Linked DNA regions of Homo sapiens: region 1 is linked to region 2. A link is a contact called in ENCODE Hi-C or POLR2A ChIA-PET data. All regions are on one chromosome and are shown on one strand. The core of a region is the stretch at or near the end of the contact, and the rest is flanking DNA. Distances in the headings are between cores, read along the strand shown.

Region 1 (5,960 bases), core at 1,867-4,366, 7.3 Mb before region 2:
AAAAATCAATTTGGGAAGAACTGACTTCATTACTCTGTTGAGTCTTTCAATCCATGAACATAGTAAACCCCTCCAATTATTGAGGTCTTCATTCTTTAAATCAGTGTTTTGTACTTTTTAATATGCAGATTCTGTGTGTGTTTTGCTGGATTTAGACCTAAATATTATATTTTCTTTGAAGCAACTGTAAATGGTATTCCATCTTTTATTTCAGTTTCCTTCTGTTTGTTGTTAGTACATAGGATGCAGCTGATTTTCATATGTTGACATTGCAGCCTGCAAACTTGCTGCGCTCACTCATTAGTTCCAGGAGGTTTTTGTAGATTCCTTTGGGTTTTCTATGTGAACAGTCATGTCAACTAAAAATAGACAGTTTTATTTCTTCCTTTCTGATCTGTATGAATTTCATTTTTTATTTTTTGCCATACTGCATGGCCTATTACTAGAACTTCCAGTGCTCTGTTGAATAAGAGTGGGCAGAGCAGATATCCTTGCCTTGTTTCCTCCTTAGAAGGCAAGCATTCAGTCTTTCATGATTAAGTACAATGATGCAGAGTTTTCACGCATGTGCTTTATCAAGCTGAAGCAGCTCCCCTTTAGTCCTTATTTGCTGAGAGCAGTTTTTGTTTTTATCATAAATGAGTATTTAATTTTGTCAAGTGATGCAGAAAACTGCATCAGGCAATCTGGTCATAGATTTCGTCTTTCACCTGCTGGTAAGGTGTATTACATTGGTTGATTTTCAAATACCAGATTAGCCTTGCATCTTCTGAATAAACCACCTTGGGTTGTGGTGTATGATTCATTTCATATAGTGTTGGATTCAATTTGCTAACATTTCGTTAAGGATTTTTGTGTCTAAGTTCACGAGAGATATTGGTCTATTGGGGTCTGAAGTTATTTTCATGCTGTCTAATATAGTGTGGACGTCAAAGCGACCTCCTAGAGAACATTCCTAGCTCTCAGAACGTTCTAGCTGGGGAGGGAAAACGGAAAAAGGGGGGCGAGAAGCGGAGGGACGGGGAAGTATATAGTAATACTTCCCTTGAACCAGTAAAACTGTAATGCCCAACCTGGTTTTTACTAACTGTTTTCAGACTCTCCCTTTTCCTTTAATCACCTAGCCCTGTTTCCACCTGAATTGACTCTCCCTTAGCTAAGAGAGCCAGACAGACTCCATCTTGGCTCTTTCACTGGCAGCCCCTTTCTCAAGGACTTAACTTGTGCAGGCTGACTCCCACCACATCCAAGAATGCAATTAACTGGTAAGATACTGTGGCAAGCTACATCCGCAGTTCCCAGGAATTTGTCCGATTGATAACGCCCAAAGCCCCGGGTCTATCATCTTGTAATAGTCTTAAAGCCCCTGCACCTTGAACTGTTTACTTTCCTGTAACCATTTACCCTTTTAACTTTTTGACTACTTTACTTCTGTAAAATTGTTTTAACTAGACCCCCCCCCCTTCCTAAACCAAGGTATAAAAGTTAATCAAGCCCCTTCCTCGGGGCTGAGAGAATTTTGAGCGTTAGCCGTCTCTCGGTCGCCAGCTAATAAAGGACTCTTAATTCGTCTCAAAGGTGGTGTTTTTCTAACTCGCTCAGGTACAACAAAACATCCACGCAAACAGGTTGTGAGAAGTTACGTCTGCGTGCTGTGATACCTAGAGGAACCACTACGAAAACTATACATAATGATATTTCCCAAGACATTATCAGTAAATCAAGATGGAATTCTAAAAAAATGTACTGTATCCATTGGAAGGCACAAAAAAAAAAAAAAAAAAAAAATGCAAAGGAAACAAGGCAAAAAACAGCAGACATGAACCCTAAAGCTTGTTAAATGGATTTCAGGTGCCCTCCAGGATCTAAAAACCAGACCCTCCTGCGTTGGGGACCGGGAATCCGTATTTTTGACAAAAAGCAATTCTTCAATTATAGAAACATCCATAGAACCGGCCGTAGTTTACACAGCTGCATTCCCACTGTTTTACAATCGCATGATCATTTCTGAAAAGTTGAAAACAAAGTTAAAGAATATTTAAGGGGTTAAGAACAAAAAGCCTGGGGAACACAAAAGATTATAAAAACCCTTCCCAACAGCAGGCATACTTGGAAGGAAACCTCACATGCAAGGCTCCTTCGTGGAGCCCAGAGCCCAGGTCCTGACGGGAGCACATTTTAAGAGATGGACTTGCCGGCGCGGTGGCTCACGCCTGTAATCCTAGCACTTTGGGAGGCCGAGGCGGGTGGATCACGAGGTCAGGAGATCGAGACCATCCTGGCTAACATGGTGAAACCCCGTCTCTACTAAAAATACAAAAAATTAGCCGGGTGTGGCGGCGGGCGCCTGTAGTCCCAGCTACTCGGGAGGCTGAGGCAGGAGAATGGCGTGAACCAGGGAGGCGGAGCTTGCAGTGAGCGCGATGGCGCCACCGCACTCCAGCCTGGGCGACAGAGCGGGACTCTGCCTCAAAAAAAAAAAAAAAAAAAAAAAAAAAAAAAAAAAAAAAAAGAGATGGACTTGGAGCGTGTGCTTTTGTTTTCTATGCTATTCAATGTGTTCACAGCAGGTCCCCTGGATGAGACCACTTAGCCTTCAGCTCCGGAGGCGACCCAGGCCGGCCTTGCCAGGTCCCTCTCCCTGACAGGCGCCCCGCGACAGGGGTCCCACCCCGTCCCTCCGCTCCTCGCCCCCTCTTTTTCCACTTTCCCTCCCCAGCGAGAACGTTCTGAGAGCTAGGAATGTTCTCTAGGAGGTCGCTTTGACGTCCACACCGCGCCTGGGGGATTCTGCGGGGAGCACAGGACCCTGGGACGAGACGCAGAAGTCGCTCCACGCCCTGGGCGGCCTCAGCTCCCGCGACACCGCAGCAACTCAGAACCCAGGCAGGGGCCGGGCAGCCAGCATGCTGCCCCCACGTTCACCTCCAACTCCCACCTCTCGGCCCTCGCCCCAACCCGCAGGACCCTGGCAGCGCACTGGCTGTCTCCGCGGAAGCCCCCGAGGGCCTCGGCGCGGCCCCGCCCCCTGGAAGGTTCCCGACAGGCGCCGCGGGCACCCCGGCCGTGACGTCACGGCAGCGCGCCGGCCGCGAGAGAGGGCCCCGTCGCGACCGCGTCCCCTTGGGTCCTTGATCCTGAGCTGACCGGGTAGCCATGGCCTTGCGGCTCCTGAAGCTGGCAGCGACGTCCGCGTCCGCCCGGGTCGTGGCGGCGGGCGCCCAGCGCGTGGTGAGCGGGCGGCGGGGTGGCAGGGTGGCGGGGTGGCAGGGTGGCGGGGTGGCGGGGTGGGGAGCAGTTCCACATCTCCCCCGGCCTCTGGCGGCGGCTCCCAGGTCGCTCTCCGGGTGGGTTTGGGGGACCCCTCCTGCCTCCGGAATTGTTTGGTCTTTGGTCGTGGACAGACCTCAGGGGGCCACGAGCTTCTCCAGGCCATTTTATCTCAGCTTTAAGCAAAACGCTGGAGCGCGGAGGTGATCAGGGCCCCGAGGCTGCCCTGATGCGGGAGGCCCGTGTGCAGGTGGCAGGCCGGGGGCACACGCGCTTGTCATTAGATAATTCACGTAGCAGCCCTGTCAAGAGCCGTTTAAAGGTCGGGCCCTGCTGGGTGCTTGGGTGATGCCATGTTGAGCAGACACGGAGTTCAGTGCTTGTGTCCGCTTCCTTTTGCCTTTACTCTGACTGACTACTCTCATTTCTTAGCATTTTGCCCCCACCTTCTTCAGTGAAATCGTTTCATACATTTGTAACACAGTTGGATTGCTTTGTCACATTCTGCCTTACATCTTGGGATCCTTCTACCTAATGCGTTTTTTAAAATGTGCATACATTGAGCGCATTCTTTGTGCTATAAGGTTCTATGGATTTTTTCTTTGTGCTATAAGGTTCTATAGGTTTTGACACGTGTGTAATAGCATGTCTCCACCATTATAGGTTCGTACAGAGTAGCTTCACTGCCTTAAAAAATTCCCCTCTGCTTTACCTATTAAACCCTTCTTTTTCTCCAACCCCTGACAACCACAGATCTCATTAACATTTCCATAGTTGCCTTTTCTGGAATGTCATATAATTAGAATCATACAATATATTGCCTTTTCAGACGCCTTGAATACTTGGAAATATCTATGTAAGATTCACTTATGTCTTCGTGGCTTGGTAACTCATTTCTTTTTAATCACTGAGTAATATCTCATTGCATGGATGTACTTCAATTCATTCAGCAATTGAAGGGCATCTTGGTTGCTTCAAGTTTTTGGCAATTATGAATAAAGCTGCTGTAATCGTGTACATGCAGATTTCTTTTTGGAAATACATTTTTATATCATTTGGGTAATACCTGGAAGAGCGATTACTCATGTAGTAAGACTAGTTTTCTAAGAAGCTGCCAAGCCATCTTCCAGAGTGACTGTGCCATTTGACTCCCACCAGAAGTGAAGGCTCTCCTTGTTGCTCTGCGTGCTCGCCAGCATGCGGGGCTGTCGGTTACTTTGGATTGCTATCCATTCTGATAGCTGCGTAGTGGTATCTTGTTTCAACTTTGGAATATCTCATGATATACAGTGTTCATCTTTTCATATACTTATTTGCTATCTGCGTTAATTTCATTTGCGAGAGGTGTTTACATCTTTTGCCCATTTTTAAATTGGGTTGTCTGCTTTGCCTTGTTTTGTAACTTGTTTCTTCCTTACTCTTCAGTTATCAAATCAAGATCGAAAAATATCTTGATATTTCATATTCTCCTGTTTTATTTAAATTTCACTATAAAGTATTTTAATATTTTTGTGTTTTTCTGAGTACTTAGTATTCCATAATATGGATATGCCTTAATTTTGTTTAACTATTCCTCCGTTGTTGGACATTTAAGGGTTTCTATTTGCATTTTTGGTGTTACATCATACTTCATTGAGCATCCTTATAGGTCAATCTTATGTATATACTCTTTGAATGGATTCCTAATGCTGTAGACCCAGCGTCCTCTAGGTTTCATTACCATTAGCAGTTTAGGATGGTACTCATTGTCTTGTCCTAACTCTGTAATCATTTTTTAAATTATTTCTCATTTTGACACATGAAAAACTAATGTTTCCTTGTTAATAGTCTTTTGTTTTTTTGTAGCAAGGTTGACCACTTTTTCATGTGGTTTTTGGCTATATTTTATAATTTTAAAATAAGCTGTGTGTTTTTATTCTTTGTTTTCTTATTGTTCTGTACAATTTCTGTATATAGTAAGGTTATTACCCCATCATATCTGTTGAACTTCTTCAGTTTGTTTTACTTTTGGTTATGTTTCTTTTCTTTTTTTGGAAGGAATGTTCCCACTTTAGTGTGGAGAGTAAATTGGGCTGCTGGAGACAGGCATTGAAGCAGGTCTTTGCCTTGTAGATGAGAGGTGTGAGGGTGCCGACAGAGTCAGCACATGGCATAGGGAGGCGATGCAGTGTCCAGAGAGTCTGAACAGTTAGGATTTTGTGTGTAATTCTGCAGTTGAAGGAAGGAGAAAGGTATCAAAGACGACACTCAAATTTGCTCTCTTTTGCTTGTTAGGTAGTGGATATTCCTTGCTGTGAGGGAAAGCAGACTTGGGGGCTAGGATATGGATGTTGCATTTCACCTTAGCTCTGTTACCTTCAGGTGCCTTCAGGACATCTAGGTGGAGCTGTTTAATAGGCAGTGGGGTAACGAGGTCAGGACATGGGGACAGAAGCTTGGATTAGAGAAATGTTTTTTATTCCCTTCCCTTCACTCCTGAGCTTCCCTCCATCCCTGTCTTTCTTCCTCCCGTCTGTCCGTCCATCCATCCATCCATCCACCCCTCCCTCCCTCCCTCCAATTTTTATTGAACATAGTAAACATATTTAATAAAAATTTCAGGCATTGTTCCAGGGCCTGAGGATTTAGCAGTGAACAAACAGACAGTATATCTGCCTTTAACGAAACTTACATGGACAGAGTGGTGGGGG
Region 2 (5,846 bases), core at 941-3,440:
TCCAAATTAGCGGATGGGGATGGGAGTTAAGGGGGTTGGGGAGGCTGGCTGCTGGCCCAAATTTCCAGAATCTGATTTCCCTTTCCAAGAATCACAAGAGATAAGAAAAAAGAATTCAGGATAGCAAATAATCCATCTCATCTTAGTACCAAACAGTAAGTACACACATCTCCCACCAGTCTCCCACTCACCCTAGCCTCTCAGCCTAGGCTAGCCTCCATGCTTTTCCCAGTCTACTCCTGAATCGCTCCTAAGCTTTTGTCTCCGGGTCTTTGCTCTTGCTGCTCCCTAGCCTAGAGCACTTTTACCCCAGTATAGCTAAAGAAACAGCACCTTCACCTCTGTTGGGTTTTTCCTCCAGTGTTAGCTTCTCCATGAGGCCTTCTCAGGGCACTTAAAATTAACCCCTCCCCAAACCCCTATTATTCTATCTCCCTGACTCATTTTTTTCTTTCACATCGCTTACCACTACATCAAGTATTTTACCTATTTATCTGTCTAGAAATGAATTCCATACAGACAGGAATTGTTTGGTCTGTTTTGCTCCCAGTACTTAACAGTGTAGTAAGTGCTCAACAGGGTATCTGTCAAATAAATGAATGTATGAATGAATAAACAAATGAATGGAAGCACATGGTTCCTTCTCCCTCCCAAACCTCAAGAGTCTCAAATGCTGTCAGGTACCAAAAAGTCATGAAGCCCTCTCCTTTCTGGTGAAGCACTACCATCACCAGTGTATTCCTTGATGTTAAATTTCGAAAGAAACATCATGTGACATTTTTCCAGTTACGTGCCACTTTTAAATACTTTTCTAGTGTCCTCTTCTGTTGTCAACATCTGATGTAAAAGCCAAGTACATATTCCAGTTTGAGCACATCAGAAACTGCTACACCAACTAGTAAAACACGTAAAACCATCAATGAATAAGAGAAAGTATTTGTGTTCTAGGCAAAATGGACAAAATAAGGCCAAAGCTACAAATATTAGAAGGAGCAAAATTAATGTACAGAAAGAATGACAGAATTTTTTTTTCTAATCTAGGAAGTCATTTGATTCTAAAAAGGACATACTATATAAAGAAAGAATACCTTCCCCAGGCACAACATTGGGAATCAAAACTGCCTTAATTCAATGTATGTAGCTCTAGAAAGGAAGCTGTTCACAGCTTCTAGCCCCATACTCAATTTCTTGCAAGTTAAACTGGAATACTTACCTTTCTTACAGAGAGACTACGTGTGTTTAAGTGCTTTGACTTGCAGGAAAACGAAAACAACAAAATAAAAAACACAGTACTAAATAATTAACTGCAAAACAACGTTATTGCTTCCCAAACACGGTCATACGCTCCGCTTCTTTCATGCCCCCATTCCCTGTTCGCTTGATTTATGTTTCAGTCGCAAAACAAGTATTCAGAGTGCTTTTGGAAACTGACACTTAAGGATAATGCCCATTTCAACCTGATGTGAACATTTGGGTCCCCAAGGCTGCCATGGGCTCTAGTTTCCCAGCCTCGGTCCCAAGGTTCCGATCATGGTGGCTGCACCTCGCCTCAGGCCTGGTCCAGACCCAGTACTCTCGCCACGGAAGGAGTCTCCTCCGTCCAGATGCTCTGTGGGGAAGGCAGGAGCGCACCTCCCAGGGACCAGGTGTGGACAGGAGAGCCGGCAGGAGCAGCTGTCTGGCCGCAGCAGCTGTTACCGGGCCACCCCGAGACTGGGCGGGTGTCTGGCGCGGAGAAGCAAGCAGAGGAAGGCGAGCCCTCCAGCTCCGAGCAAGCCGGCCTGACACTGCCCACCCCACAACCCTCCTGCCTTGTTCGGCTCCCCTCGCAATGCCAAGAGGCCCTGGCCTAGGGGCTTCTCGGCTCCTCGCGGCCGTGACGCGCCAGGGCCCTCAGCGCCCCTCGCCCAGGAGGAGGCTCCCTCCGGCCCTGCACCTGACCTGTCCCGTCGCCTGACGGCCCAAGCCGGCCGGAGCGGCCTGTGGGTGTCCATGCGGCCGGGCCAGCTCGGGCAGGAGGAGCAGGGGCGCGAACGCGGACCGGAGACACAGGCGGCCCGGGACGCGGCGGCGGGGCCGGGGCGCGGAGCAGAGCCGGGCAGGGGAGCGACACGGAACGGCTGGTTACCTGCGGTCCGGGACAGGGAGTCTCAGAACCCCAGTCAGTCCTCAGCCTCAACAACACAAGATGGCCGACACGTCGCCACGCACGTCACGTGACCGCGCTCCCGCTCCGCCACGCCCCCTGCTCCGCCCCCGCCCCTTCCCGCTTCCCTCCCCACTCTCCAGTCTCCCACGACATCCTTCCTTTCCGCCACCACCCGCCCCTCTGCCCAGACACGCCCCTGCCCGAGACCCGGATGAAAGGTTGGAAGAGGGCGGGGCCGTGGCAGTGCGCAGGCTCCCGCTGACCCCTTGGCAGCAGCCGGGTACCTGCCCTTGAGTTGAGTGGTGTTGGTGTCCAGGGTTGGGCCCGGACCAGGCACCGTGTGACTCACTGTCCTGTACGCCCAGAGCTCTTTTGCAGTTCAAAAGCCTCTGCATCACTTGCGGGCTGGTTTTCCAAATTAGAACTTTTCCACAGCTTTTAGTCCGGCATTTTTCTTCGCAGTTGCCATCCTAGAGCGAATGGGAAAGCCGCAAAAGCTGAAATTCAAAGCAGTTTCTCTACTTGTTAACAGTTCTGGTAGAACTGGGAATTCATTTCAGAGTGTTGTACTGGGACAGCTGGAAAGGACTTGAGAGCTCTGATTCCTTCCTAGGACATCTGGGGCTATAACCCTTTTACCTAGAGATGAACTATTTTGGAATTGACAGATAAAATACAAGACACCCAGCAATATTTGGGGCACACACTGAAAAATTGTTCGTTGTTTTTCTGAAATTCAAATTTAATTGGGCGTCCTGTGTTTGCTAAATCTAGCAACTCTATCCTTAGGCATCCCATTCTTGCCTGTGTCTCCAACTTCTTCCTTCCTACAGGATCCTTCCTGTCAGCTTTAAAGATTACTTGTGTCTCCCATCTTAAAATGGAATGTTAAAAACTCCAATTCTCATGCCGGGCGCAGTGGCTCACACCTGTAATCTCAGCACTTTGGGAGGCGGAGGTGGGCGGATCACGAGGTCAGGAGATCGAGACCAGACCATCCTGGCTAACACGGTGAAATCCCGTCTCTACTAAAAATACAAAAAAAAATGTAGCCGGGCGTGGTGGCACGCACCTGCAGTCGCAGCTAGTCGGGAGGCTGAGGCAGGAGAATCGCTTGAACTGGGGAGGCAGACGTTGCAGTGAGCCGATATCGCGCCACTGCACTCCAGCCTGGCGACAGAGCAAGACTCCGTCTAAAACAAAAACAAAAACCTCCAATTCTCGGCCGGGCAGTGGCTCACGCCTGTAATCCCAGCACTTTGGGAGGCCGAGGCGGCGGATCACCTGAGGTTGGGAGTTTGAGACCAGCCTGACCAACATGGAGAAACCCCGTCTCTACTAAAAATACAAAATTAGCCGAGCGTGGTGGCGCATGCCTGTAATCCCAGCTACTTGGGTAGCTGAGGCAGGAGAATCGCTTGAACCCGGGATGCTGAGATTGCGGTGAGCCAAGATCGCGCCACTGCACGCCAGCCTGGGCAACAAGAGTGAAAATCCGTCTCGAAAAAAACAAATAAACAAACAAACAATCAAAAACACCAATTCTCCCTCCTGCGACCCTGTTCCCTTTCAAAGCCAAGCTGCACCAAAGAATTGTTTATATGCACTTTCTCCATTTCCACACCTGGCATGCAATCATCAACCACACCGATGTGGCTTCTGTCCTTTCCTATCTGCCTATTGCTTGCCCTAAGAACACCCCATCCTACAGGTTGATAACTGGAGTCTTTCAGTCCTCATCTTGACTTCGTGTTTCCCTGTCTTCAATATGATTGGCCTCTTCCTACTTTCTGAAACACTTTATTTATTTATTTATTTATTTTTGAGACAGTTTCGCTCTTGTTGCCCAGGCTGGAGTGCAATGGCGTGATCTCCGCTCACCGCAACCTCCGCCTCCCAGGTTCAAGCGATTCTCCTGCCTCACCCTCCCAAGTAACTGAGATTACAGGCATATGCCACCACGCCCGGCTAATTTTGTATTTTTAGTAGAGACGGGGTTTCTCCATATTGATCAGGCTGGTCTTGAACTCCCGACCTCAGGTGATCCGCCCACCTCGGCCTCCCAAAGTGCTGGGATTACAGACATGAGCCACCGCTCCCGGCCTTCTGAAACACTTTCTTCCCTTGACTTTTATACCCTTACCGCTCAAAGTGGTACAGTAGCATCAACATCACGTGGAGACTTGTTAGAAATACAGAAACTCAAAGGAGCCCTTCACAGTCCCATTCTGCAGAATTCTACCCCCATAGCTTGGGAAAACATAGAGAGATCCCATTTCTAAAAAAAAATAAATACATAATAATTAGCCAGGCGTGGTGGCGTGCACCTGCAGTCCTAGCTACTTGGGAGGCTGAGGATCACCAGCCCAGGAATACAAAGCTACAATGAGCTATGATCATGCCACTGCACTCCAGCCTGGGCAAAAGAGCAAGACCCTGTATCTAAAACAAACAATCAAAAAGAACTCTACCCATCATCCATGTTGTTCTCTTCTCCTTGATCTTCCCCCTGAACTAAGTGCTCCAGATAGGCCCATGTTAAAAGATTCGTAAACATGACATTATGTTTTAGCCTTTGCACATGCTGTTCCATCCTGCTGCAATGCCGTTCCCAACACTTACCCACTTCTCCCCAACCTGCAACTCCTGCCAGTCCATGTGTTACTGCCTCTGTGCCTCCATTAGACCAAAGAATTTACCCCTTGAGCTGTTATTTTTAAGGAAAAAAGTAATACTAATACTTGTTATGTACTGACCACCCCATTAAAAACTTTCCTTGCACTGTCTCATGTGATCCTAGTAAGAGCGCTATGGAGCAATCCAACCAGGCTTCTGAGAGAAGTGCTTACCATATCCAAATCTCAACCAGGATTTCCAAGCCCAGGCTGGCAAATTGTAGAACCCATGTCCCTAACCAACTTGTCATGCCACCTCTCTGATGCCATGCCACCTGTACATTGCCTATACATATATTTTTTAAATTAAGATATAATTTGCACACAATAAAATTTAGCACTTTTAGTGCACAGTTCTGCAACTTGAGACAAATATATACAAGTGGCCAGGCACGATGGCTCACGCCTGTAATACCAGCACTTTGGGAGGCTGAGGCAGTCAGATCACCTGAGTTCAGGAGTTCAAGACCAGCCTGGCCAACATGGTGAAACCCCATCTCTACTAAAAATACAAAAAAAAGTAGCTGAGCATGATAATGTAGAACTGTAGTTCCAGCTACTTGGGAGGCTGAGGTGGGAGGATCACTCGAGCCTGGGAAGCAGAGGTTACAGTGAACTGAGATTGTGTGCCACTGCACTCCAGCCTGGGTGATAGAGTGAGACCCTGTCTCAAAAAAAAAAAAAAAAAAAAAAGCTGGAGAAAATCCCAGCTTTTAACCATTGTGAGTGCTGCATTATTCCATCCAGCAACCTCTGCAGCTGGTATTGCCCTGACACACAGTAAATGCTCAACAAACACCAATAAAACCCAATCGATTCTTGATTATCTACTCTTCAGGAAGGGTGCTTTCCTTTTCTCCTTTTAGTAACTCTGTCTTTCCAGTGTTTCACTAAATAGTGGTATTAAATTACAACGTAGACTGATGCATGCTTTTGTCAGGGATAATAAAGTTTTAGCCGTAGTACACCACTGATAGAAACAGAAGTTGAGAATAATAGATCATTTGAGGATGGGAGGAGGG

The links. Hi-C counts contacts between places; a loop is a spot of excess contacts on that map. ChIA-PET counts read pairs that join two places held with the same protein, here RNA polymerase II (POLR2A). Pooled maps may share reads with other maps.
Region 1: a pooled map shows a loop between it and region 2 (6-fold over the local background). The contact joins the promoter of NDUFA10 here to the promoter of GIGYF2 in region 2. A Hi-C loop is called at or near these places in 4 of 50 pooled maps. POLR2A ChIA-PET finds 5 or more read pairs at or near these places in 2 of 52 experiments (GM10248 and PC-3).

What each region holds. Positions count from the first base shown.
Region 1 is chr2:240,022,498-240,028,457 of GRCh38, reverse strand. NDUFA10 (NADH:ubiquinone oxidoreductase subunit A10) reads left to right here and starts at 3,116. Exons shown (of 10, transcript NM_004544.4): 1 at 3,116-3,231. The coding sequence starts at 3,157. RefSeq lists an enhancer at 2,292-3,121 and a silencer at 2,930-3,189.
Region 2 is chr2:232,693,675-232,699,520 of GRCh38, reverse strand. It overlaps GIGYF2 (GRB10 interacting GYF protein 2), which reads right to left and starts at 2,190. Exons shown (of 29, transcript NM_001103146.3): 1 at 2,129-2,190. RefSeq lists enhancers at 992-1,686, 1,687-2,383 and silencers at 1,888-2,217, 2,248-2,337.